Regions from separate parts of the Mus musculus genome. Here all the other regions are linked to region 4. A link is a loop called in an ENCODE intact Hi-C map of the cell type or tissue named here. Cell type or tissue: heart. All regions are shown on one strand. Region 1 overlaps Tenm2 (teneurin transmembrane protein 2). Region 2 overlaps Tenm2 (teneurin transmembrane protein 2). Region 3 overlaps Tenm2 (teneurin transmembrane protein 2). Region 4 overlaps Tenm2 (teneurin transmembrane protein 2). Region 5 has its middle 200 kb from the start of Gm51890.

Region 1 (5,000 bases), 480 kb before region 4:
CTTAAGTGATTCTCCCCACCCCCTCTTATAAGTAAGTAGTTATAGCAGATGCTCATGTCTGATTGCCGTATTTGTAAACCGATTCTGTTCACTTGCGTTTTTTTCCTTCCCTTTGAAATATTGTGTTTATTTATTTCAGTGCGTCTTCTTAGAAAGCATATTCAAGAGAGAACACAAGAATAATGTCTACTCTCTGGTTGAATGGGAGGCCATAATTTAAGTAGAGGTATTGAGTTAATATTAGCACTTTTGAGTGAAAGTAGGAGCTCGGAGAAGAGGGGGTGATGATTTATCGTTATTTACATGCTATAACATTGCTTTAATCTCCCTTAGTTACTCCCATGTAATGTGCATTACCAAGAAGAGAAGGGAGCTGAGTGTGTGTTGTGTTAGAACGAAACCTACAATAAACTATAGCAAATGGAAATTTGGTGGGAAATAAGCATACATATTTAACATATAAACCCCTGTATTTTAGCTGCCCAATTACTTCCCTTTTAAAAGCATGTTGGTAATGCCAGCTCTCTTTTAACTGATAGGCTGAGAAACTTGCAGGCCTAGAGGCCTTTTGTTCATCATTTGCTTGACGTCACTCCTATTTTTAATTTCCATATAGACTAAAATTAGTGCCTATGGTTCATTATTGTCATTCAGGAAAATTTTATAAGCATATTGTATCACTGATAAATAGTGGTGAAATATTTCAGAGTGCTTTTTCTTTTGTGCCAAGAACAACTAAAATTCACGGGCATTAATTTCAGCATCACTCTTGGGACAGATTGCCACAAACGTTGGCTTTAAACTGTCCACCTATTTGCTTGTTCATTTATTTATTTACTTGGTTGTTTAGTTGGTTTGGTTTTTAGAGACAGGGTTTTTCTGTGTTGCCCTGGCTATCCTAGAACTCAGTTTGACCAGGCTGGCTCCAAACTCACAGAAATCTACCTGTCTCTGGAGTGCTGGGATTAAAGGTGTGCACCACCACCGCCCGGCGCAGCAGCTCTGCCCTGCCCATACCTGAAGTGTGCACAGTTAATAGCTGTGCTTCCGTGTGCAGAGGTGAAGTTACACAGGCCAGAGTCTGAGATTGAAGAGTGCTGCTTGCCTCTCAGCTGTTCCAGGGGAAACCCCTCCCTTCCTGTTGCCAGAGACTCTCGTTGCTCACATTGGGCTGCTGCAGCTCTTTCTTCAGCCTCTTAAACTAGCGTGAAGACATTTTTTGGCCTTCTGTTATTTAACGTATTTTGTTTGAATGAAGCTAGGAACATTTCTCCACAGAGGAGACTACCTGGATAATCCAAGAGAAGCTCCCATCTCTAGCAGCAACACCCATGGGGATAATCAGAAATCAACATCAAGCCCCTGTTGCTATTCTACATAACATACTCGCAAGTTTACAAATTAAGATGTGGATATATTTGGGAGTTCATTATTCTCCTTAGCATGCCTTGGGTTCTGTTTCAATAGGACTGGAGAGAACGATTTTCCCCCAAATCAGATAAATACATTTCATAATGTTTTGGGAACCATTACTTGTGACTGCGTTAGCTCTGAAATTAAATTAACCCAGACACAAAATTCTCAGTCAGTTTTCACACACACACACACACACACACACACACACACACACACACACACACACCTCAAAGATGCCAAGGAGAGCTCACCCCAGGACCAGTAAGCAGCAGCAGATGTCAGGGGAATCTCTCCCCTCACAGCTTCCCGCTACCAAGCCCCATGTGTCACCCTGTAGCCTACATGACTCGTTCAGAGAAACTCAGCTGTGTCCTTCTGGCTTCCCTCAGGCGCTGATTCCTACAAGCAGACAGTTACTGGTGTCAGCAAGCATGTGGCTATTGCTGGCTGCATGATTAGCTGTTAATATTTGGAAAGGGGACTCACTTGAGCCCCATCCCTTCACCTAGCAGAGATAAACCACTCTTGGGGCAGAGTCACTGGGACTGCTCCAAGATAAGGATGCAGTGTGGTCAGAACGGGGCACTCCTTATTTTCAGGGAAAGATGGAGTAGAGGAGGAAAGAGAGAGGGAGAGAAGTTGAGAAGGGGAAGAGGGGTAGAGAGGTGAGGTGAGAGGGAAGGAGAGAGAGAGAGAAAGAGAGAGAGAGAGAGAGAGAGAGAGAGAGAGAGAGAGAGCACCAACAAAGTGATTCTGTATTATTTTGTAACAAAAATGTATGGAGCCTTCCTTTTGGATTACAAAACAGTAGAAGAGATGGCACTTGCAAGATTCGAAGCTTAGCTTTGTGAGTTCTTAAATATGCTTCTATTTAGGCTTTGGGTCTTCCGTTCCTTCCAGTGTGGGTCAGCAGAGAAATGAGGCAATGTCTTCGTGGCGGGTGTGATGAGGCAGCCAGCTACAACCCTCTTTGCAGCTAGAATGACAGTTTGGGACTTCTTCATCCCTGCAGGACTTGAGCACAGTCGTCAACGCATCTGTCGTTAAATACACATGAGGTTGTGTGTTAAGTAATTATAACTCTATTGGAATGCTATTTAAGAATTAGGCATCATTTTAGTCAATGCCTTTAAAAGCTCACTTTTAGTCCCATTGTGGACAACGGCCCACTCAGCACAGAAAAATGAGTGGGCGGCCCTTTGCCCAAGGATCCTGAATCCTGGCATCTATATGTGGTTTTAATATGGGGAATAAATTTCAGGTGCCCTGCCACAGTTATCCCACCTGAATCCTCACGCCATGGTACCCAGGCCTTGCTCGACGGGGTTCTTATTCTGGGGGTTAGTCTGGTTTCTTTCCTATGCCTTTATTCTCTAGATCTCTGTTCTGGTCTCTCCTTCCTCCATAAGTGCATTCTCAACACGGCCACCAGAGGGCGCGAGGTACAGCCAGATCAAGTCTCAGCTCTCCACGGGCCTGCCATGTCTCTGGGGATAAGATGGGAGAGTCCTTGAGTGACAAGAGAGTCTTTCCACCATTCGAAATCTGTTTCATCTCTTCTGCCCACTGCCTTTGGTTGCAGTCCCAGACCTCTCTGTGTCCTTCAAATTTTGGAAGGAATTCTTCCTCTTCCATCCATATCCTTGTCGTTATTTCCTCTGTGTCAGTGCCCTGTCACCTTAGATGCGTGTTCGTTTCCTCCCTTGCTTGCTTCTTCTGTGCTACTGACTTCCTGGTGCAAGCATATAGTAGGTGCTCAGGAAACAGCTTTTGAATTCGTGAAGGGCTAGACAAAACCAAGCATCCATCCTCTCAGAGACCTTTATTGACAGTCCCACATCGTTTCTCACACCTGTAGCTCATGTCCGACATACTTTACTCAAATATCTCATTTCCGTAGTTGGAGAGAATGGCTGACCATCCAGTACACTCCAGAGTAAAGAAGGGCCTCTTCCTTATTCAGTTTCCCTTCGCATGCTGAGGTATTGCGCCATGTGCTTCTTTCTATCTTATAGGGCAGTGGTTCTTTTTCTTCCTGATGCTACAACCCTTCATGCTGTGGTGACCTCAACTATAAAATATTTTCATTACTACTTCATGACTGTAATTTTGCTACTGTTCATAATGTAAACATCTGTGTTTTCCGAAGAAGATCTTCGGGGACCCCTGTGAAAAGGTCATTAGGCTCTTGAGGGGTCGCAACCCACAGGTTGAGAACAACGTCTATAGGTCCTACATCCTTTATAAAGAAGCAAGTCTTTTGGGCTAGAGGTTCTTTCCTTAAGTTACTGGTGGGTCCTAGAACTAACAAGTTATTTGTTGCATGAAGGAATGAATGGCTAAGTGAAAGTCAACCTGGTGTTCAGAGAACCGTCCAGCAACCTTATTTTTAGTACCTCCTGGTAACTTCTCTCAGGGCACCTTTTCTAAGGTATTTGGTGGTCTTCTTTCCCTCTCATACAAAAGAGTTCCCAGGGTTGAAGACCATGAGTATCTGCTTCATTGCTGTCCCTCATACTTGGTAGAACTCTGCCACCCAGGCCAAGCTCTGTAAATAATTGATGAATGAATAAATTGTAAAGAAAACAAGCCTTCATTTACCAAAATTGGATGTGTGCCTCACTTGTCAAGCACATGGATGTAATGTAAAAGACAGTGCCCAAGCCGGCTGTAAACCAGTGTTCAGGTGTCCCAGGATGACAGTGAGAACCACAGTCCTTCACATTGTGAAAGTCCCAGCAGGCTTTCTCCACACTGTGATTGACATGGAGTGGGACCAGGGGTTCCTCCAACCTTCCCTTCTTCCAGTCTTGCTTTAAGCATCTCATTGCATCTTGTATCATTGATACACTGATACCTCTGCTGTTAACAGGGCCAGAAAACTTCTTGCAGCATTCCAGTTGGGCTCTGGTGTGTCTTTTCTTCCCCAATAGTGGCCTTAATGAATGGCTTTGGAAAAGAAGCTTTGAGAAGAAAATCCTGGTTTTCTTTGTATTTGTGTTGTGACTTTGAGCAGGCTTCTTAGCCTCTCTAAATCTTCTGTATAAAGCAAAGGCTTTTCTTAGCAGGTCCTGGAGGCTGGAGAGATGGCTCTGTGGTTAGGAGCCACCTATTGTACTTGCAAAGGACCAGAATTTGGTTTCCAGCTCCCACCTCAGTGGGCTCAAAACTGCATGGAACTCGTTACCAGATCACACTCCCTCTTCTGGCACTTACAGGCACAGCACACACAAGCACACACATACTCTCTCTCTCTCTCTCTCTCTCTCTCTCTCTCTCTCTCCCCCTTTCGCTTTCTCTCTCTCTCTTAAAAATAAAAATGGCATCCTTTTAAAATGTGTTTAAATGGACTTTATATTGTTTTCACTTGTTCATTCAATGAATATTTTCTGAAGACCCACTGTGTTCCGTGGACTACCTAGTATGGATTATCTAGGAACAAGTGCTGAGCAGTACCTCGAGCTTTCATTCTTGTTTGGCACATGAAGTCTATAGGGTGAGGGCGAGATAACCGTGGAAGGCATTTTCAGTATGTGAGAGCTTCCGAAGCAGAATGTTTAAGACAGAAGGAAGATGCAGACTCC
Region 2 (5,000 bases), 440 kb before region 4:
CCTCTCATTTGAGGAGAAAAATCATCTGTAGATCTGGTCATTGGCTAATATCTAGAGACCCTCCCATGGGTCTCTAGAACATAAAAGGCAGATTCTCTCACTTCATTTACGTTTGTTTAAATAGAATGAGTATGAGGAGCTAGCATGCAGATCAAAAACCACCTCGGAACCATCCCAACAGTCTTTTCAGACCCCATGCTTGAGTTGCATTAGCCTCTGGGGGTAAATATGTCTCCAGAAGCTAGAGAGGACAGATGCCCTCATCTCTCGCCAGTGTCTCTGTCTGCTTGGACACACAGAGTGTTCTCTCAAGAGTCTCAGCAAGAAACCTTAAGACTAGCATCAGTCCAGTGAGCAGCTCGGAGCACATTGTCAAGGCTACTTAGACAAGCCCCATATGACTTGTGGAGGCACACTCCCTCCTCCCACTCCCTATGCCAGCTGTCCCCAGCCAAGGCCATATGCCAGACATACACGTTCACTGCCCGGCAACATGTGACCACTGGTTCAAGTGCATGGATGGCCTGTGAATTGCCATCACACAGATATCCGTATAAACCCACGACACATCTCTGGGTTTTCCAGAGTTGCTGTGGTGCCCACTTTCCTCCCTGCCTTTGCTTTTCATCTTAAAGAGCTTATAGTGCATTAAAGTGCAAAATGGTCCTTTGCTGGGACTATTTTCTCATTCTCTATCATCTTCTTTGAACCGTTTAACAGTGTCCTGGTTACCTGTCAGATGGACAAATGCCCTCCTACGTTAACCACACCTAGTCCTCCGGCATTCTCTGTGACAGGGCAAAGCATGTGAGCATGCATGTGGGGGCTGCCTCTCAGACTTCTATTTTATTTTATTTTATTTTATTTTATTTTATTTTATTTTATTTTATTTTTTGAAGTTATTCTGAAGATCTCTTGGGAAGTAGTTGGAGGTTGGATTCATAAAACTTTAAAATGTCAGAGCTGGAAGGCAGTGTAAATTACATGTGGTCTAATTGTCTCATTATAATGATGAAGAAATTGAGTCCCAGGGAGGGTGAGGTTTGCCCCAGTTTACCCCGACAGAGACTGCACTGCGCAGTGTCTGTCTGTCCTTCATATTGCCCTGGGACCCCCAAGATATGGAAAGTTGCCCCGTGGGTTGGTTGTCCAATGCTTTTGTCCTATAGATACCAACACAGTTTATTCACAGGGATGAGAAGTCAGGGAAAGGACAGAGGGTGGGGTGAGGGGAAGCAGAACTCCTGACTCCCAGGTTGGCTGTTTCCCTGAACTTAACACTTAGTCCTCGAGCATTCCCAGGTACCCTCACTCTAAGGTTTTCTCTTTCCCGATTCCTTTTATTGTGTAGCTCACAGAAGGTTGGTAGTAGTACCTGCTAATCTTAAAGCATTGCAGCATCCCTCTGGCTGCCCTAAACCCTGACTGCATCTCTAAATAGTTCCCTTATTAAACTCTTCCCATATCATCCAGTCCGGGTGTCATCTAGTGTCGTGCTAGCTCCTTAGTTGATAATGTAGACTATAGAAACAAACAAACAACCCCTACCACCGCCTAGCTCTCTGCATCTTCACCAACACCATCAGTCTTCCATACTGAACTTACTGTGGATAGCTTAATACTTGGCATCAGTACTGCCTAGGTATGGTAATCCATGGTCAAGGATAAAAGCCTAAATTCAGAGTCTTGGGTTCAAACTATGGGTGGTTTTTTTTTTCAGCCTTTTGCTAGCTGTTCCTTAACCAGCTAATTGCTTAACTTCTCTGTCTCCATGAAGACACAATATGAATATGTTCAAAGGACTTTGAACACGTCAGTGCGCATTATTAAATGCCCCTAAGCTCCCAGCGTGTACTACCAGCTAAATAAATGTTAGCACAATCACTGTTCACTGTTAGAACTCTTATTCCATAGATGGAAACTTTTATAAGGACTGTGATTCCACATAAATAGAAAAACTTGCAGTTTGTCTCAAACCTTTTACACCGTCATAAAAGTTCACGAGGATAGAGATTAAGTTCCCAGGGATGCTGAAGAAGGGGGTGCGGGTGAGAATTGGGTGTGAGTCACTGGGGTGTGAGGACAGATGGGACAGGAATGTAGACTGCACCATGCCGGACAAGCCGGGATGTGCCTGGGGTCTCTGATGTGCCGGCCAGGGTTGGAATTCATCCCCCTTTCAATAAGATGATGGGTCTGGGAGGAGGCACGGTGTGTGTGATCTGTTGCCCCACGAGACTCCTTGAGAAAAAGCCATGAGCTGGATATTCCCACAAGCTCAGAGACACAACAGCTACTTTACTAAGGTGCTGATGGGCACCCACCTGGAGACAGAAGTTATTCAGTTGTGTCCTTTGTTTTGTTTTGTTTTGTTTTGTTTTGTTTGTTCCTATTTGTCCTTCCACCTGTGTATCTGATGAGTATTCAGACTTGAGAAACTGACCACACTTTATCCATGAGTTTCCTTAAGCTATCCTTATTCTTGTGCTATACTCTCCTTGGAGGAGAGCCTGAAGCTGACCATTCAGATAAAAGCCTCTTTCCCAGTTCTACCTCCCCCTGCTGCATTCCCTCCGCAGTGCTTTTCCCCTTCCTTCCTCTAGGGGGCAGTAAATTCTGACATGGTCCTGACATGGTCCAGTTTCTGCTCTTGTATCCTTAAACAGAAGACTGTGACACTCTTCTAGAAAAAAGGGAAATAAAGCCATCCCATCTTCTGTGGCCCGGGACGGCGACGACTCTCTGTTATTACTTTATGTCAGACAAGAAAAGAATTTAATACACTGTCGGAGGGTGTGGGAACCTCGGCAGAAGGCAATTGTTTTCTATATAGTCTCTGAGTTAGCTCTTGGCACTCACCTAAGTGAGGATGACCCTGGCTTCTTCTGATTATCCTCTCTTTGCTTATTTTCTCTCTTGCTTTTATTAGAATTTCAATTATTGGCCCAGAAGGTAATTACAGGGTAATTAACAGGCTATCCTGCTAGGTAGGTATTAACAGGGTCCCCTGAATGTGAATAAATGTTAATACCCATAGCTATCCCTAAATCTGGCTTCTGGTCGCGTCCACACCTTTATGTGCACGGGCTGACCCAAAATATATCACTGTGACACCGAAGTTCAGGACTATTGATAGCTAAGTAAAGGAGGGCGTTGATTCTCCCATTTCTACACTGCTGAAAGGTCACCCTCTCTCACACTCTCCTCCACTCTCGATATTCTTGGCACTCATTTTATTCCCTCATTGCCCTCCATGGTACTTAAGACCTTCTATCAAGTGATGTAATTAGTTATTGAGAAGCTATCTGTCTTCTTTCAACCACTATACACAAACTCCAACAGAGCAGAAACTTGGTATGTATCCTCTGATTTATCCAGTGCCTGGTGGATGCTCAGCTCACATCCAGTGTTCTGTCAATTGACAAGTGCCTAAAGGAGGTTACACACAAGTACACACACACACACACACACACACACACACACACACACACACACGCGCGCGCACACACAAAGTGTTCTGATCTTCTATTTAGAAAAAATATGGACTTTGATTGAACAAATTTCCTCTGAAAATAATATCCTATGATAATGTTAGTAATATCACTGCAAAAAAAAAAGGAGTTTTTTTGTTTTTTTTTGTTTTTTGTTTTTTGTTTGTTTGTTTGTTTTGTTGTTGTTGTTGTTGTTGTTGTTTTTAAATGGCTAATCTATTACTTTTGGATTATTAACAAATTAGAAAGAGAACGTCTTATTCCCTAATGCTACTCCAGAGCCATGAGTACCTCAGCAGTCCTGTATTAGAAGTTCCTGACTCACAGGGTTCTATCCCAGCACCCCCAGAGGAAACTGGAGGTTCCCACCTAGTTTCTAAGCAGCTCTGGAAGCCTTGCCTTTTCGCCTCCCACAGTAGCTGTATCCAGAAATTCTCACGTATCTGTTAGAACAGGGATGGAAACAGACGTGGTGCCAGGAAGACAACTTCCAACAACAGAAGCACCTGGGAAAGTTTCATCCACTTAGAATCATTTGTCTGCTTTCAGCAGTGAGCTCTGTGTGCCATGAGAAGCGGCTCCAGGCTGGAAAGAGTGAGGCAGAAAGAAACACAGTGTCTGACTCAGGCCTCACTGGAAGAATGTGTTGGTTTTGACTCTCAGATGGCCTTTTTGGAAGGGAATCAAAAGTGACTCTCAGTTGAAGCATGCACACACATAAACACACACACACACACACCTGCACGTGTAGGTGCACACAGCTCAGGATCTCCCTTGAGCGAGTGACATAAGAAGGTGCCAGCTCTTAGGAAGAAAGATCCCCTCCTGCATGGAAGGACCTCAGCTGTCTTTATTGCATGGGTTTCACCTGTGTCACATATTACATACAGCTTCTCTCTCAGACAGAAGGAATTACAGAAAACGTGAAAAGGAAGAGGTAATGTTCGTGCTGGCTAATTATTTTCCCAGAGATCTGAGCACCTCCCTTCCTCTACTCCTGTCCTTCTGCAGTGGTGGTGCCCACGTGAGACACTGTGGGGACCTACATAAGTGCTTGATCCTCTGCAGTTACGGGTAGGCTATGGTGAGGTTAGGGACAAAAAGCTGATTTTGGCTATTCTGCTGGTATTGATCCCTGCTCATCAGTAAGGTTTTGCTGTGCTGGCTCAGATCTGTGCTTAGGCAAAGGAGTCCACACGTTTCCTGCCACCGCTTACTCAATCTATTACCGAGTCACATCAGCATTCAGGATGCTCTCCCCCTTTCTTTGACCCAGTTTTTAAAACATCCAACTAAAAATGCTTCATTAAGTTTATATAGAGGTTGCAAGGCAATCAGAATTTGTCCTATGGCTGTTACCAGAAGGATTACTATAAGACCTCTATCCCTTCCCTTCCAAAAGTCCCTGTCTTTTGAACCAAAAAGGAAAACAAATGAAAAAAAATTGCTGATGTACAGGAATACCTTACTGAAATTACAATTGAGTTTCCAGATTTTGGGGGGAGGAGG
Region 3 (5,000 bases), 340 kb before region 4:
GGCTGAGAGCAGATATTCCAGAGGACCCAAGTTCAGTTCCTAGCATCCACATTGGTCAACTCAACTGCAACTCCAGCTGAAAGAGATCTTACACCCTCTTCTGACTTCTATGAAACATTTGTAGAGACACATAAATTTCAAAACCTCAAACTCACTTAAACTTCTTTTATCTTCAACTTTGTGTCACCTCTGTCCTTCCAAAGGGCACCATTCTGACAGTAGTTTGATGCCTCCTTACGACTGTTCCTTCCATTCTCTCTCTTCAGAGTCACTTGCATTTTCTTCAGAGACTTGTTCAAGCTTCCACTCGTTCAGGGATCCTTATGCAATTTTTAAACCCTGACTCCTGCCAAAACATCTCCTTCTTCGGCCCTGATGGTACCCTATTTTAGTGCATTCCACCATCCTGTTTCTTATCATCTGAACCCCCTCTGACTCCTCACTAGATCTGAGGGCAGAATGGTGGACTCCTTAGGACTCAAAACAACTGCACATGCATTGGTTGAACCAAAACCATCCATCCAGGGTACCGTATAGTGCAGTTAATAATAATAAATCAGGAAATACAGTTATGAAAGCAGCAGCAAGTGCTGGTATCTAGCAGAATGTCTGAGTGCACCTCTGTGTGTGCAATTCTTCAGGAAAGTGTAACTTTTCAGGCATGAACACCTCTCCGAATCAAACTGTTCATCTGACTCTCCAGTTTCCCTCCACATCTCAGTTTCATGGGCTGCTTCTCCTGGCTCATATTCCTTAGTTTCCTTGCAAACAAACCACACAGGCAACAATTAAAATGACCCTGTGCACAGTTGGCAGAATGTGTAGACAGAAATTGTCATTGCTCAAGAGTCAGTGTGAGGAGCCTGCTGCCAGTGAGGAAGAGGTTCCGACAGCCATCCATATGGAAGGGACCTTCTTTGCCTAAGGTCACCTCCAGGTTATTCCCCACTCTCCTAGACTGACTGCTGTTCATTATGGCATAGGGCATCCCTGCTTTACCTAACAGGAAGTCCTCCACAATATCCAAATAAACCATGTGATGCAATGAATGATCAAACCACTGGCATGCCAATGCAGGCTCTGTCTGTCCATCTGGTTTCATCTCCTACCCTAAGCTAAAGGATTTGGTTTTTAGTATGGCCTCTTGATTTGTTCACTGGGGATACAATTTTGAGTACCAGGTACTAATAAGGTCTATGAGGATACTGAAATGGGCTGATGGGCTAGAGAAAGTAGTTCTTGTTTGAAGCATGCAGACATGGAGAGCTTCACTGAAGAGAAGCTGAAGTCTTGAGAATACTGGCCAGGCAGTAGAAGCAGGAAAGAAAGTAAGAAAGAAACTCTTTGCAAAGGGGGAGTAGTTTGACATGTTCATGCAGAGGAAATAAGAATGCCTGTTCACTGGAGAATAAAGAGCCATGTGGGAAGGGTGTCCTCTTGGTAAGGGAGGTGGGTGAACACCTATGATCCAGAGAAGGTAGGATAAGCCCAGAATCACAGGGAGGAGAGGTAATTATTTCTTCCCTCATACAATGGAAAGCAATTGGAGGGTATCAAGAGGATATGAGCTGATTTCGACCTGGGAAACGTCATCTCAATTGCTATGGAGAAGAGACAGGGTCAAGGGAGAGTTGGTGGACTCTCTCTCAAGAGTATAAACAGGAAGACCAGCAAGGAGATGGCTCAGGGAGAGATGGGGAGGACTTGGAATCATAGCAAAGGAGAGAGAAAAAACTAAACTTTTTCTAGACGGATTTCACTCAAATGGATGCCCTTTCTGAATTATATTCATAAAGTATGAAGTATCATACAAGCAGTGGTAATGCAGTTGAGCTGGTTAAGAAACACCATAACCGTTCTGAAAAGTGCATCTGGAACATTAAAAAAAAATACATATATACATATATATTTGTATTGTGAGCTGGTTTCAATGTAACTTTCTTAAGATGCTCTCATGACACTCATTGCTGACCTTTGACCCCTCTGTCCTCTTTCCCAGGTCGTCCCATTCCACCTACATCCTCGTCTAGCCTCCTCCCATCTGCTCAGCTGCCTAGCTCCCATAATCCTCCACCAGTTAGCTGCCAGATGCCATTGCTAGACAGCAACACCTCCCATCAGATCATGGACACCAACCCTGATGAGGAATTCTCCCCCAATTCATACCTGCTCAGAGCATGCTCAGGGCCCCAGCAAGCCTCCAGCAGTGGTAAGGAAACTCTGTGGTGTCTAATTGTGTGGTGTTTTGTGCTTGACATTTGTGAGTCTCCAGCAAAATGACAACTATTGAAACAAAGGCTGGGAGAAAGTGGTGTGGGGAGCACCAAGGTGAAACGCATTTGTCATTTTGTGGCGTGGTAGTTCTAAGAGGCGTCTGTTGAAGGTCACCGCCGTTGGAGAGGTTTTCCTGGTTATAACAGGCTCTGGACCTCCTTCTGAGGGAGGAATTTGCCCAAGGCTACATGTGAAAGCATGCAGGACTCAAAGGTGAAGTGTGGGGAGACACTGGAATATTGAATTTTGTATTACTATGGTTGTGGTCATAGCTGAGTGACCCTGGACACCCTCACATGCCCCATCCCTGTGCCTCCCAGTTCTGCTGTTTTTTATCATTGGCTTCTGACTTCCCCTTGCTTGTTTCATATGGTTTTGTGATGAAAATGTGTTCCCTTGACATGAATACTGAATTCCATGCCAAGACTGAAGTGTTTGGGGTATGACCTCTCTGTGACCTTCTGCTTGTGCCACTTCACTTGAATTTAATGAGCTGATCATGAGGCACTGTGATAAACACAGCTTCTAAATTCAGAGCTCTTGTTTGGGTTTTCTTGTTCACAGAACAGAGGGACCGAACACTAGGTTCTGCTCCACTTTTGAGGATTTTGTGCCTCAACTCCTACTCTCCAAGTCTTAGAAAGAATTGGCCCAAGTGCAGCAATAATCAGGCCTTATTTTGGATTCAGTAATTGGTAGACTGTTCACCTGAACATAAGAATACAGAAGAGGGCGCAGTTACCTAGGGATTCAGTATCCATGTCCCGGGGGATGGGGAGTATGGTACTAATTACTTGCACTTGACCCAAAGCTTTGGCACTGCCTTCTGAGCTAACTGCTCATGATATTCATTAACACAGATCATCAAAAGCAATAGAGATGCCAAGAATTCTCCCTGCGAAGATTTCTCTGGCTCTATCCATGAATATAAGCTACCAGTGGTCTCAACCTCACCAATTATAGGGGACCTCCTAAGTATATTAAGATGATTCATTTAGCAAATGGACCAATCAAATGCTACTTATGATGGCCCATGCCCTTCTTCAAAGCCAGGCCTGATATATTTAGCAAACTCATATTCTTTTTTTTAAAAAAAAATTATCTAATCAAATCTCTCATCAAATGAGCAATCCATTGTTGATATTATGAAGGCCTTTAATCTACCATAAATCTTTATTAGAACTCATCAGAGCTTCTAGTTTGAGAGAAATGTGATTATGGCACTCTTAAAATGACATTACATCATCGGGGTGATTGGTTTATCATTTGGAGAAGAGACATCAATCATAACTAACATAACCACACAGTAAATGAATTCAACCTTTCTACCGCGGAACAATGACACCGTAATTGCTCAAAATCAGGCTTAAAATGAAATCGGAAAATGCTCTTTCTTCAAATATGATGTTAACTTAATGGAATATATTATGAAAAATCATGTTTGAGGAAATTCTATATAATTAAAAATATGTGGAAATATATTTCCTTTTTTCTTTCATCAGAACCTGATTTTAGCTTCAGCACTATATTTTCTCTCTCTTTTTTCTTTTTTTTCTTTTTTTCTTTTTTTTCGACAGAGATTATGTTGCATTTAATTGAACTACCCTCGCCTGTGTTTTGCTACTTTTTATTTCATACTATGCAACCGTGATGAATATTGTATTATGAAGGACAAGAGGCTTTTGAAATGATGTGCACCTGCTGATAGCTTTTCAAAAACAGACAATTATTAAAGAGAAAATGAGCTTTTAGAAGCGGCATCCTTTTATGCATGTATGGATACCCAAGCAAAGATGACTTCCATAAGCGGGGTCAGCTGTTATCACAGGGACATCCAGCATGTTTTCTTAGTGACAGCACGCAGAGCAATTCCTTCCCTTTTGGATGGTGGGTGTATCAGCTTGTTGGTTGTCAATAGAGGATTTTTGTTGTTGTTGTTGGCTTTGTATAGAAATCAAGAGCTCATCATTTGGGTGGGCAGAACAGATCTATAGATTTAGAGCCAAACTTACTCGCTTTTCATCAGCTACACCAATTTGTTCAGCTTGCTTCAAAAACTGATAGTGATTTTAGCTTCACTGAGAGAAGGAAATGGCACCAAAAGGGCAAAGGTCCATTTTCATACCAAACAAGAGCCATGCTCACACTATTTCTCCAGCAGAGGGGTGAGAACCTCATTGAATGGCCGCCTTGTTTCCAACAGCCTCTTATCAGAGGGTGCGCTGAGGCTCGGACAAGCAAGGAGTCATCCAACGCGCTTCACTCTTGCTCAGCTAAAATTGAGAGCATGCCCAGTTGGGGTATGTGGGCACTTGAACGTGTATATATGTCTTGTGGAATGGATCTGGGGTCCCGGGCAAATTGGAGCTTCTATCAAGATCTGAATGCAATTGCCATGAATTTAAATTTGACGTAAAGGATTGAAAATGGAGTTTGACACCAAAGATGCAGAGTGCAGAGCAGTGCCTGAGTGTTTTCGATTGGGTTTGATGAAAGTGGCTGAGTTTGTCAGGTGCTGTAGGCACCAGCACTGGGGCCCCTGTGTTTGGGTATGTTAAGTTTAGCCGGTTAATCATGAAGAATATCTTTAAGTTGGTCCTTTGGCAATGACAGTGGAATCTTAAAACCATGTAGCAGTTCAGACTTTGTTGGTTTTTTTGCCCCTTAGTTAAAATACCTTCCAGCATATAGAGTCCATTCACAACAGGAAAACATTATTTCTTGCC
Region 4 (5,000 bases):
TTCTTGGGCTAGGGCCACCTTCCAAGCCACATGGTTGCTTTTTCCCAACTTAGACAAATGTGTCATCTCTAAATGAACACAGCCTTCCCTGACCCATGGCTCGCAGAGCTGACGCTGGGCTGAATTGCCTTGGTCCCTTATGCATTTATCTACCTGTACAACCGCATTGGATGGCTGTAGCCCTGGTTAGTCATCTGGAGCTGAGAAACACTGGTGTGGATGGAGCTGCCAGGATCGAGTCAAGACAGATGAAACTGAAGGCAGAGTCTGTCACATGCTCCCCTCCTCTCTATCATAAACAGCCAGCTCAGGCAAATGGTTCAGTGATGAGCCCTCCTAGTACAGCTTGCTACTTAAAGGCTAAGTTGGTGCTGGAGAGATGCCTCAAGCTGGGCCTTGAGGAAGACTTGGGTTCAAGTCCCACCATCCATGTGGTGGGTTACAACTATCTATAACTCCAGTTCCAAGGGATCCAACGGCCTTACCCTTTCTGACCAGGCATGCACGAGGTTCCCACATGCAAACAGGGAAAGCATTCACACACGGGAAATAAAATGAATATTTTTAAAAGCTAAGTCATTTTCTCCTAGACGAATAAAATTAACATGTTCGAGGCTGTTCTTGAAATGCCATCTGTCGTGTGCAGGTCCGTCTAGAATGGCCGACAGACCTCGCCGTCAACCCCATGGACAACTCCCTGTACGTTCTGGAGAACAACGTCATCCTGCGGATCACGGAGAACCACCAGGTCAGCATCATCGCGGGACGGCCTATGCACTGCCAGGTTCCCGGCATCGACTACTCGCTCAGCAAACTCGCCATCCATTCTGCGCTGGAATCAGCCAGCGCCATTGCTATTTCTCACACTGGGGTGCTCTACATCACTGAGACGGACGAGAAGAAGATCAACCGCCTACGCCAAGTCACCACCAATGGAGAGATCTGCCTCTTAGCCGGGGCGGCCTCAGACTGTGACTGCAAAAACGATGTCAACTGCATCTGCTACTCGGGAGATGACGCTTACGCCACGGACGCCATCCTAAACTCGCCGTCCTCCTTAGCCGTGGCTCCAGATGGCACCATCTACATTGCAGACCTTGGGAATATCCGGATCAGGGCGGTCAGCAAAAATAAACCCGTTCTTAACGCATTCAACCAGTATGAGGCTGCATCTCCGGGAGAACAGGAATTGTACGTGTTCAACGCTGATGGTATCCATCAGTACACTGTGAGTCTGGTGACTGGGGAGTACTTGTACAATTTCACATACAGCGCTGACAATGACGTCACCGAGTTGATTGACAACAACGGGAATTCCCTAAAGATCCGCCGGGACAGCAGTGGCATGCCCCGCCACCTGCTCATGCCTGATAATCAGATTATCACCCTTACCGTGGGCACCAATGGAGGCCTCAAAGCCGTGTCCACTCAGAACCTGGAGCTGGGCCTCATGACTTATGATGGGAACACTGGACTCCTAGCCACCAAGAGTGATGAAACTGGATGGACAACTTTTTATGAGTAAGTAGGCTTTTGACCAATCTCTATAGAGCTCTCCCCTCCTCTAGCTGGCATCCAGATGAACCACTCGCATCGTCTTTAAAACTGCCTAGTCACGTCTTGCTAACTCTAATGACTTCTTATAGCTGCAGGATATTCATGTCCCTTCTCCCGACTCCTAAATGATTTGCTCTGTCGGGCCTCTGATATTGAGCATCCTCCCTGCCAGCATTGGGAATTCCTGTTGTCTGCTTGCCGTTCAAACTTCAGGATATTGGACACGCACAGCACCTGGGAGATAAAGTGCTGATTAACCCCACTGATTATTCATGTTTGCCATGGGTGCGGAAATTAGAAACGAAGAGGGAGGGTCCCAGCGGGGCTTCTGTGATTTAACAATAGGTCCAGCAACACACTTGATTGCACAGACAGGTAGATAAACTCTGAATTTCCTCTTTAGCAGAAGCAGATCAATACAGATAAAGTGCTAGGTATATTAAAAGATGTGAGGGCTGGCCATATTTCCCCTAACAATTATCTCATACTTAATAGTTCTACCGTTTGCTTTGCCAAAAAGCTGTTTTCCCCAGCTCCTGAAGCGGCTTTGGTCAAGCAAACCTGCTGCTGCGGGTATTAACCTAAGAGCTGCTGGTTGGAGGAAGCTACTAAGCCTGAGTCCCCAATGACCTGCTGGAGACTGAATGGAATCTGCCAGCCTCTGGGCTCTCCACAGCAGTGAGCGAACGTTAGACATTAGCAAGTCCTGGCTTGCTTTCCGTGTGGCTGCCAGCTGAGAATTTAGTAAGTTAGGGAGGGGATACCACAGAGAGATGGAGGTGGGTGGGACAAGAAAAAAGAAGACTTCATTGTTGATCGCGCTTAAATCAACAATGTTCGCTTCCTGTTTGTACGCCAGTGTGTTTGGGAGAATGCAAAGGAAGCTGTCGCCACCTGCTGGCGGTTTTACTGCATTGCAGAATTGTTTGCCTGGTCCTGTCTTCCTTCTTGGGGCTTATGGGGACTTCTGAGCAGCTTCACATCCTTCAAGGTGCTGGTACTTGGTCGTCCTTCACTAGCCAGTGCTCTTTTCCTCTGTGGGGACCATCTGTATATCACCTTTAGTTCTCAGCACAGTCGGGTTAAGGCTTTAATCCACAAACCTCCCGGACGCTTCCTTCTGGCAACGGTTATATCAAATGACCTTAGACACATACATTGTAGCTGCTAAATCTCTTGAGTGAAGAGCAGAGGCCCTCCTGAATTAGGCCTAGGTTGGAGTCCAGTTCTGAAATTCGGGTGTAGGGATCCCACAGAAATGAGCTCTTTGATTGGAGGCAGCTTGCTGCCAAAGGTCCCCAGCCGAATGAAAATATACACTTGATTCTTTTTTTTTTTTTTTTGAAGTGTTTAATCAAGAGTTACAGTGAAACTGATTCACGTTTTCTCTTTTAATTTGATAGGCTTGAGAATGTGAGTAGATCCAAGCATCTAAATTTTCCGTTGTGGAGAGATTCACACATACAAGTTTTCCTTAGGTTCCCAAGGAAAAACTCAGACACAAGCTGCACTTCCTGTCAGGGGTGTAAGGTCCAGGTGAACATACACAGTGATTGCAGAAGTCTAGAGAAGGAGATTAACAGAAATGAAGAAAACTATGGGATGTGCTTCAGTGAGATGTTCCCCTCAGTTCCAGAATGTTCCAGGAAGTCCCAGCCTTGGAATTAAAATTTCCCCAGTTGCAGACTACTGAGTCCAGATAGAGTATGATGGCCACAGTCCACCTTAGAGGGAATGTCAAACTGCACAGCCTTCTGCAGGACAAAGCCTCGCTTGCCAGGAAGCTCCCAGCCTCGGCATCAGGGAGGCAGTGGTGTGGATGCCCGCTCTGAGATGTGCTTCCCGTTGGCATTGGACAAGTTTCTCAACCTCCCTGAGCGCCTGCGTTCACATCTGTCAGGCGGTAGCATCAGCTGCACAGGAGTTGTGGGTGTCCATTGTTAGCTTTAGATAACTTTAGAAATCAGCAAACCTTGGTATTCAGAAGCTCAACAAAAACGAGATGCTAACAAGACTGGAAAGAAGCAATAAAGCTCATCTCTGTCTCCGGCCCCTCCTGCCTAAAGAAGGATGCGGGTGTTAGACGGGGATATATGTCAGCAGCAGAATTGAGGGGTGCGCTTCGCACTTTAGTCCTCTCTGTGCTTGGTACTTGCTCACAGTTCCCACTTCTGTCGGTCCCCATATCCTGAGGTCCAGAGGCATAAAACATAGAACGTCCCTAAAGCCAGGCCCTCCAGAAGAGAGGCGCTATGATGTGTGCCCTGTGGTTGTGGCCAACTCCTCCATATCCAGCCAGTGGAAAACCAGCAGGTATCACACAGTCTAAATGCTGGCTTCCCGTGGGATGGAGTTCAGCAGTTATGTTATAGAAAGAGCAGGCTCTGTGGTCTTCCAAACAGGAATGGTTCACTCTGGAAACAGTTACATTCCTCTGTCTTAGAAGGTGGCTTTTGGAGAGCCAACCACAATGGAGATGTAAGAATTGAGCTTTGGGGGATCCTCCCGTGCCTCCATGTTTCCAGAGTAGAGAAGAGCAGCCTTGGTTTAATCTTTGTCTTTTTATCTATTTATGAGGCATAAAATGCTGTCCATTTCACTGCAGTCCAAATCCCCAGTACTTTCTCCATGTTTGGTGAATGGCTGCCACCAAGGTCCTGCCAAGTCTGTTGAGGTAAAACAGAGACCTCATTGCTGGTTATCACTGCTCTCAGTCCAAAGGGATAGTCCAGAGGTTCCTATAGAGAGAGCTGAATCTGCATATCTGTTGTGGGGGAAACAAGCAGCTGCACCCCCTCCCCCCCTCCTCCGAAAGTCAGTCTGCAAGCTAGGGAGCATGCTTTCCCCACACAGCCTGGGAGATGCTTTCCCGTGCCCTCCCCTCCACTTCCCCCAGAGTGGAAACTCTATTTCCTCCTCTCAGACGAGTGGCCAGCAGCAGCCTGCCCAGAACAGAAGTCCTGGAACTACGCAGGACCAGACTTCAAGTCCTGCTCCCGTTCCAGAGAATACACTCAACACAGTCCTTGCCTGGTCGATCTCTGCTGCTGAGCACTGTGCAAGACACCTGAAGCCCAAACATTATCGTTGCATCACTTTCTTATTTTAAAATACTTCTATGCGTCTAAAATATGAAAGGAAGCTACAATTACTAAACTATAGGAATAGTCGAATAAAACAACAATTAGTCAAAAATCCCACACAGAAAAATACCATTTAATACTTATACGTCTGTATTTTCAGAGATGCTTATCTACGCTTGGAAACGCATGTGCTGGGGACAAAATGTTCTTTGTTTTTCCTTTTCCACTCAACCCTGAGTCTGTGTGCGTGCAGTGTGCACATAAATGCGTGCCGATAAATAGGAGCCCACGCTGTTCATTTTGACAGCCGCCTAGGTTTCTGTCTTATGTATAGGTAATTATTTAATAATCTTTAACAAC
Region 5 (5,000 bases), 1.1 Mb before region 4:
TATATATATACATAAATATATATATTATTCATATATGTCTATTATATCTGTTTTCATATATATCTATTCTTATTATTTCTATTATTTTTATTTTAAAAGATTGAGCTTCAGGATAAAAATAAGCCAATTTATATTTGCTGACACTTTGCCTTGAGCATAGTACAAATTCACTATGATATTATAGTTGATTTAAAGAACTTGTGAATGTAAAGGAATACAATAAACATCAAAAACCATGCAAGCAAGTATTGTTATTGTGTGATATAGGCAGAAAATATAAAAGTTTGCACATGAAGTTAGGTATTTTATTTTATACATCGTCCCCATTTTCCTTGATCATAAGTTACCATTATTCTCTTGAATGCTGAGTAATACAACCTTTGTGTTGCATTCATATATATGTGTGACACACATATATGTGTATGTGTGTGTGTGTGTATATATATATATATATATATATATACATATACATATACATATACATATACATATATATATATATATATGAATGAATACACTTTCTTCCCCCACCTCTCCTTACATACACACATACACGCATCCTGGCATGCTCAGGTGCATCTCTATCCACCAGACCAAACTTTATCACTAATGCCACCATGCAGTTGGGGAGTGCACTCTGCTTCCTTCTAGATCTAAATTTTGTAACTTACTACATGAGAATGCTTTTATGAAAATACCCAGTAAAACCCTTTCACGTTTATCAGTTTTGAATCTGTATTCTTGTTTATACATCTTCTGGTGTTATCGCTGGAGATTTGAAAAACAATTCTTAAACTTCTTAACAGTAAAGAATGAAAATTACAGACCCTCACTTTAATTAAGCTGAATTATATTTCAGTATTGTCTATTCTACCTCAGACAGCAAATTCTCTTTTATTGTTTGTCATATATGCTCTGGGCATTTGTGGTATCATGAGCTTTGATTGAGTAACTCCCACCCCACTGTGATGTGGTAAATTCTAGTATGAGAAATAGAGTTAAAATATTACCTTCCTCTCAAGTATACTATCTAGTCACTTAAACCCTTGGCCTTAAATATTAGTCATACCTCATGTGTTTTTCTCATAGAAGGTAATAGGGAACAACCTCTGAATTTAAATGTTCCCTTTTGCCCTCTGATGACTCCACATGGTCACATTAATATTTTAGTTTATCTGAACCATTCTGGCAGAGCAGATATGGGGCAGGTAGCTCCCTATCTCTACTATCAAATGTCTACCCACTCACTTCAGATCCACATTCAGTCCTGGAGTCCAAAGAAGTGAACAACAACTCTAAAGCCCTTCTTTACTGACCTTCTGATAGCTGGCAAGTCACTTTTTCTGCTAAGACCCAGTCTGTACATCTCTAAAGTCACAGTAGTATTTCCATCTTCATGACAAAGTTATTACTGCCAATGGAGATGGCCACCATTGCAGAATGTTTGTCTGAGATCCTGTGGCCAGGGCTTTTGCTTGTTCTCACAACCTTCATACAGTCAGCACCCCAGGTTTATTATCTTCACAAACACCTCTCCAATATCCAATCAACAATCTTTATTTTAATTTGGTTTGCTTAAGCTTCTGCCTAAGATCAATGTACGGCAGGTGCGATTCAGGGACCTGGCTGAACCTTATTAAGGTACTAAAACCTCTCATCCCTTTCTGTCTTTAGTGTCCTGAGGTAGAAGCAGCCACCTAGGTGAGTTACCTGTTCTACATTTTGAGAAAGACAGTCAATAGCTTCTCAAAATCAAAGCAGTGAAATTTTACATCTCCCAGAGAATCACTGAACATCCTGTATAGATGATGATTTTCTAACGCCACATTCCAGGATCACATGACTGACTGCCGTTTTCTACACGACCCATTTCTTCCTACTCATCGCCGTCTCAAAAGCTCACACCTCTGATTGGTGAATCAGTGCAAGCTAGAAGCCAGCTTGGTTTTCTTTGGCGTCTACGAAACCATATTAATTAGTTTACACCCCTAGATGGTGAAGACTTGTAAATGGAAAACGATAGAAGAGAAGCCAATGTCATTCCTGCATTTTCCTCTCATTTACCTGCAATGGGTTAGCCCCTGACTAGCTCACACACTCTCTCCTGTTACTTCCACCATGTCCTCTGTGTTTTCTAGGTATCCAGCTTTATTTTTCTATTACTTGCCCAGATCCTGATGCCAAGAACTGTGGGGCTCTGTCCTCTACGGACTCACTCTTTTCCTCTTCCCTCCCATTTGTTTGTTTCATCTTCCTGACATTTCTCTTTCCCCCACATTCTAGAGCCAGATCCTTGTTTACATCTTTGCCTCTCTCCTGGCTTCTGTCTCTATAGTAACAAAAACCTAAAGGAGAAACAAGAAATGCTGGGTTCTATCAGCAGGGGGCAGGAGAGTCCTGAGAAGAACAGGGAAGGAGCGCTACAGAAAGCCAGAGATTCCATCTTAATGTGTGAATGATTGCTGATGCCTGCTAAACACCTTTCTTCCCCATCGTTTACCTTCTCTTTCCTCTTGCTTAGAGGACCACTACCTGCAGTATCCTCTGGGGTGGAGTAAGATGTTAGAGCTGATGATCATAATCTCTGGTCGTCTAGTCTTGTTTCTGGCTGTCTACTACCTTTGCTTCAGACGCTGCTCTAGGGTTGTCTACCATGCAGAAACCTGCATGCCATCACTCCAGCAAGTCTTAACTTTGTAAACTTCAATGGGACCCAGGGACATGTAGCCTTTCAAAGTCATCCAGGCCTTCGGGATCTCTTCTCTAGAGAGGTGTCCCCGTACCCACTAAAACTGCTGTTTAAATATGGAAAAGCTCCGCCCCAGAAAAAGGGTAAGATCTTCTGAAAGGTGCCTCCCACAGTAGTAATTATCCCCAGAATCCCAGATATCTGCCTCATAAATATCATCCATTTGAGATACCCGAGGATATTTGTTTTGTCAGTTCAATGACTAATTTGGGGAAGCTTTGATTTCCACCAAAGCTATGACAGATGTTCAAGAGTACAGATTTTAAAAGTTCAGAATTTTGATAGACATCAATCTTGAGCCATGACTTCCATGTCCTCCTTGAATTAATAAATGTGCAGATGTCTACATGCTTGAGTCTCTGCCTCAGTTGTGAAATATATTTACAGAGAGATGTAATTAAAGTTACAGCAAGAACAAAATGAATGAGTTTCTCAGATCAGAGACCCTTCTTCAGCCTGCCTCATTTTATCCTGTTGCCTATTGTGAGTCTTGTAAAAAAAAAAAATGCTTTGGAGTCTTCGGGGCTACTTAGAACTGAAATGACCCCCAAGAAGGTCCATTTCACAGGATCAGGCTGTGAACAGCAGGGCATTGTCTAATCTTGCTTTGCCATAGTTAGAAGATAGATAGCCATGATTGCTGGATTAAAACACCCAGGTATGTGAGCATTAAATTCAATGTTTTGTCAGAATTCCACAGAGAACCAAGAAAAGGATATTAATTTTAAGTGAATAAGTACAATTTTACTCACGGTCTGGGGAATATTATAAGATTACAGGTATAGCTAATTTTAAGAACTTTATGAGCTTTTGTAGAATGCATACTCAAGGGTAAAACCAGCAAGAAATTGCATGTATATTATTGAACAACAAATAAACCACAGTAGAGATGCCGAGTGGTGCAACTGGAATCCTGCCCTTAGAATTTTGGTGGAATGCTGTCCCTCAAGCTTTATTGGGACCCATGTTCCTAGAGCCTTTGCTTTGGGGTTTTGTATTGTCAGCGGTAGTCATAAAAGAGTTAGGGTCATTGGTGGGAGGACTTTATGAAGGGACTGAAACCCCTAGAAAGTAAAATCATTGAAATAAACTAAACACCCTTGTGTTTTATTAGCTAGTGCTTTTCATAGCTCATAATAAAGTCAGCTGAGAAGGTCACTGCTTGAACAGTGCTATGCATATTATAGTGTCTGACTTCTCAAATTGTTTATAAGCAGACAGGGTGAGGATTTTAATAAATACCTGGCCAAGAGAACTGTTCTGGTATATATGCTTATGAATCAAGCAATGAAAAGTTGAATTGGATTCCTTTCCCTCTCTCCCCCTTACCTGCCTTCACCTGGGGGCAGCAAGCTCCAACTGAATTGAAACTATGATTACTATACTCTTTCTCTTCTTTCAGTATTTCATAATTGTAGAAATCATGGGGGCATCGCAGAGCCATTTATGCATTTTCTTTCTAATTCAGCCCAAGGAATTTTTCACTGTTGTCTTTGTCAGCTTTATCCATTTTTTTTCATCAAGTTGCTTTATAGTGGAATACAGGGATCCCACAGGAAAAAAAAATGTTTATCTAAAGGACTTTTTTCCCAGCACAAACCTTGAGGTGTGAATACTAGAATCAACATCAAGTGAGTTCATGGAAGCAGTGTAACAGGAAACCATCAGCAAGGTAGAAATAATAAACACAGAAAGCACAGGGGCTTTTTGGAACAGTGTCCACAGTGTGGAAGACAAGACACAGAAGTGTTAGCACAAAAGGAAAGTGTGTAGTAATGTGTGTCTGTGTGTGTGTGCATATGTGTGCACGTATGTGTGTATGAGTATGTGTATATGTGAGCGCATTTGAGTGTGTATGCATTCAAGTGGGCTTGTGTGAATGTGTGTGTATGTGTGATGCATATGTGCATGCATATGTGCATTAATGTGTATGTGCACGTGTGCACGTGTATGTATATCTGTGTATGTGTGTGTGTGTGTGTGTGTGTGTGTGTGTGTGTGTGTGTGTGTGTGTGTGTGAGAGACAGAGAGAGAGAGAGAGAGAGAGAGAGAGAGAGAGAGACTAATATCTGCAGGAACAGCACTAAAGTTAGAGGCAAGAGTATATTGTGATGAAGCACATATATAATTCATATCTTTGTATTCATGCTATTTTGTGGAGAAATTCACTTTATGAAATAATGAAATTCAGTCCAATAAAACTGAGCTAATATACAACACTGCTGATGTACAGTTATTTTTTTTCCGCTTG

Evidence for each region. Peaks named below come from ENCODE experiments on the same cell type or tissue, not always from the same donor. Only the 100,000 strongest peaks of a DNase experiment are listed, where the experiment ranks them.
Region 1: it touches region 4 in a loop (8-fold over the local background); 23 of 42 quality-filtered maps call a loop at or near these places.
Region 2: it touches region 4 in a loop (3-fold over the local background); 5 of 42 quality-filtered maps call a loop at or near these places.
Region 3: a loop joins it to region 4, with 30 times the contacts of the local background. A loop is called at or near these places in 3 of 42 quality-filtered maps.
Region 5: it touches region 4 in a loop (7-fold over the local background); 5 of 42 quality-filtered maps call a loop at or near these places.

Annotation. Positions count from the first base shown.
Region 1 is chr11:36,524,441-36,529,440 of GRCm38, reverse strand. The region is part of intron 2 of Tenm2 (teneurin transmembrane protein 2); the gene reads left to right. Among named protein-coding and RNA genes, the nearest start is that of Gm33585, 170 kb to the right of the region's middle. In heart, a CTCF peak has its summit at 2,833 (motif pointing right); a DNase peak (open chromatin) is centred at 2,840.
Region 2 is chr11:36,487,900-36,492,899 of GRCm38, reverse strand. The region is part of intron 2 of Tenm2 (teneurin transmembrane protein 2); the gene reads left to right. Among named protein-coding and RNA genes, the nearest start is that of Gm33585, 130 kb to the right of the region's middle. In heart, a CTCF peak has its summit at 2,589 (motif pointing right); no DNase peak of the experiment used is centred here; H3K27me3 peaks cover 219 bases.
Region 3 is chr11:36,382,328-36,387,327 of GRCm38, reverse strand. It overlaps Tenm2 (teneurin transmembrane protein 2), which reads left to right. Exons shown (of 29, transcript NM_011856.4): 3 at 2,000-2,209. The region is part of intron 1 of Gm33585 (a long non-coding RNA gene); the gene reads right to left. Among named protein-coding and RNA genes, the nearest start is that of Gm33585, 27 kb to the right of the region's middle. In heart, a CTCF peak has its summit at 2,992 (motif pointing right); no DNase peak of the experiment used is centred here.
Region 4 is chr11:36,043,288-36,048,287 of GRCm38, reverse strand. Tenm2 (teneurin transmembrane protein 2) reads left to right here. Exons shown (of 29, transcript NM_011856.4): 23 at 647-1,521. Among named protein-coding and RNA genes, the nearest start is that of Gm42072, 48 kb to the right of the region's middle. In heart, a CTCF peak has its summit at 2,457 (motif pointing left); a DNase peak (open chromatin) is centred at 2,457; H3K4me3 peaks cover 564 bases; H3K27ac peaks cover 348 bases; H3K27me3 peaks cover 806 bases.
Region 5 is chr11:37,183,710-37,188,709 of GRCm38, reverse strand. It overlaps a transcript of Tenm2 not described here. Among named protein-coding and RNA genes, the nearest start is that of Gm51890, 200 kb to the right of the region's middle. In heart, a CTCF peak has its summit at 2,386 (motif pointing right); no DNase peak of the experiment used is centred here.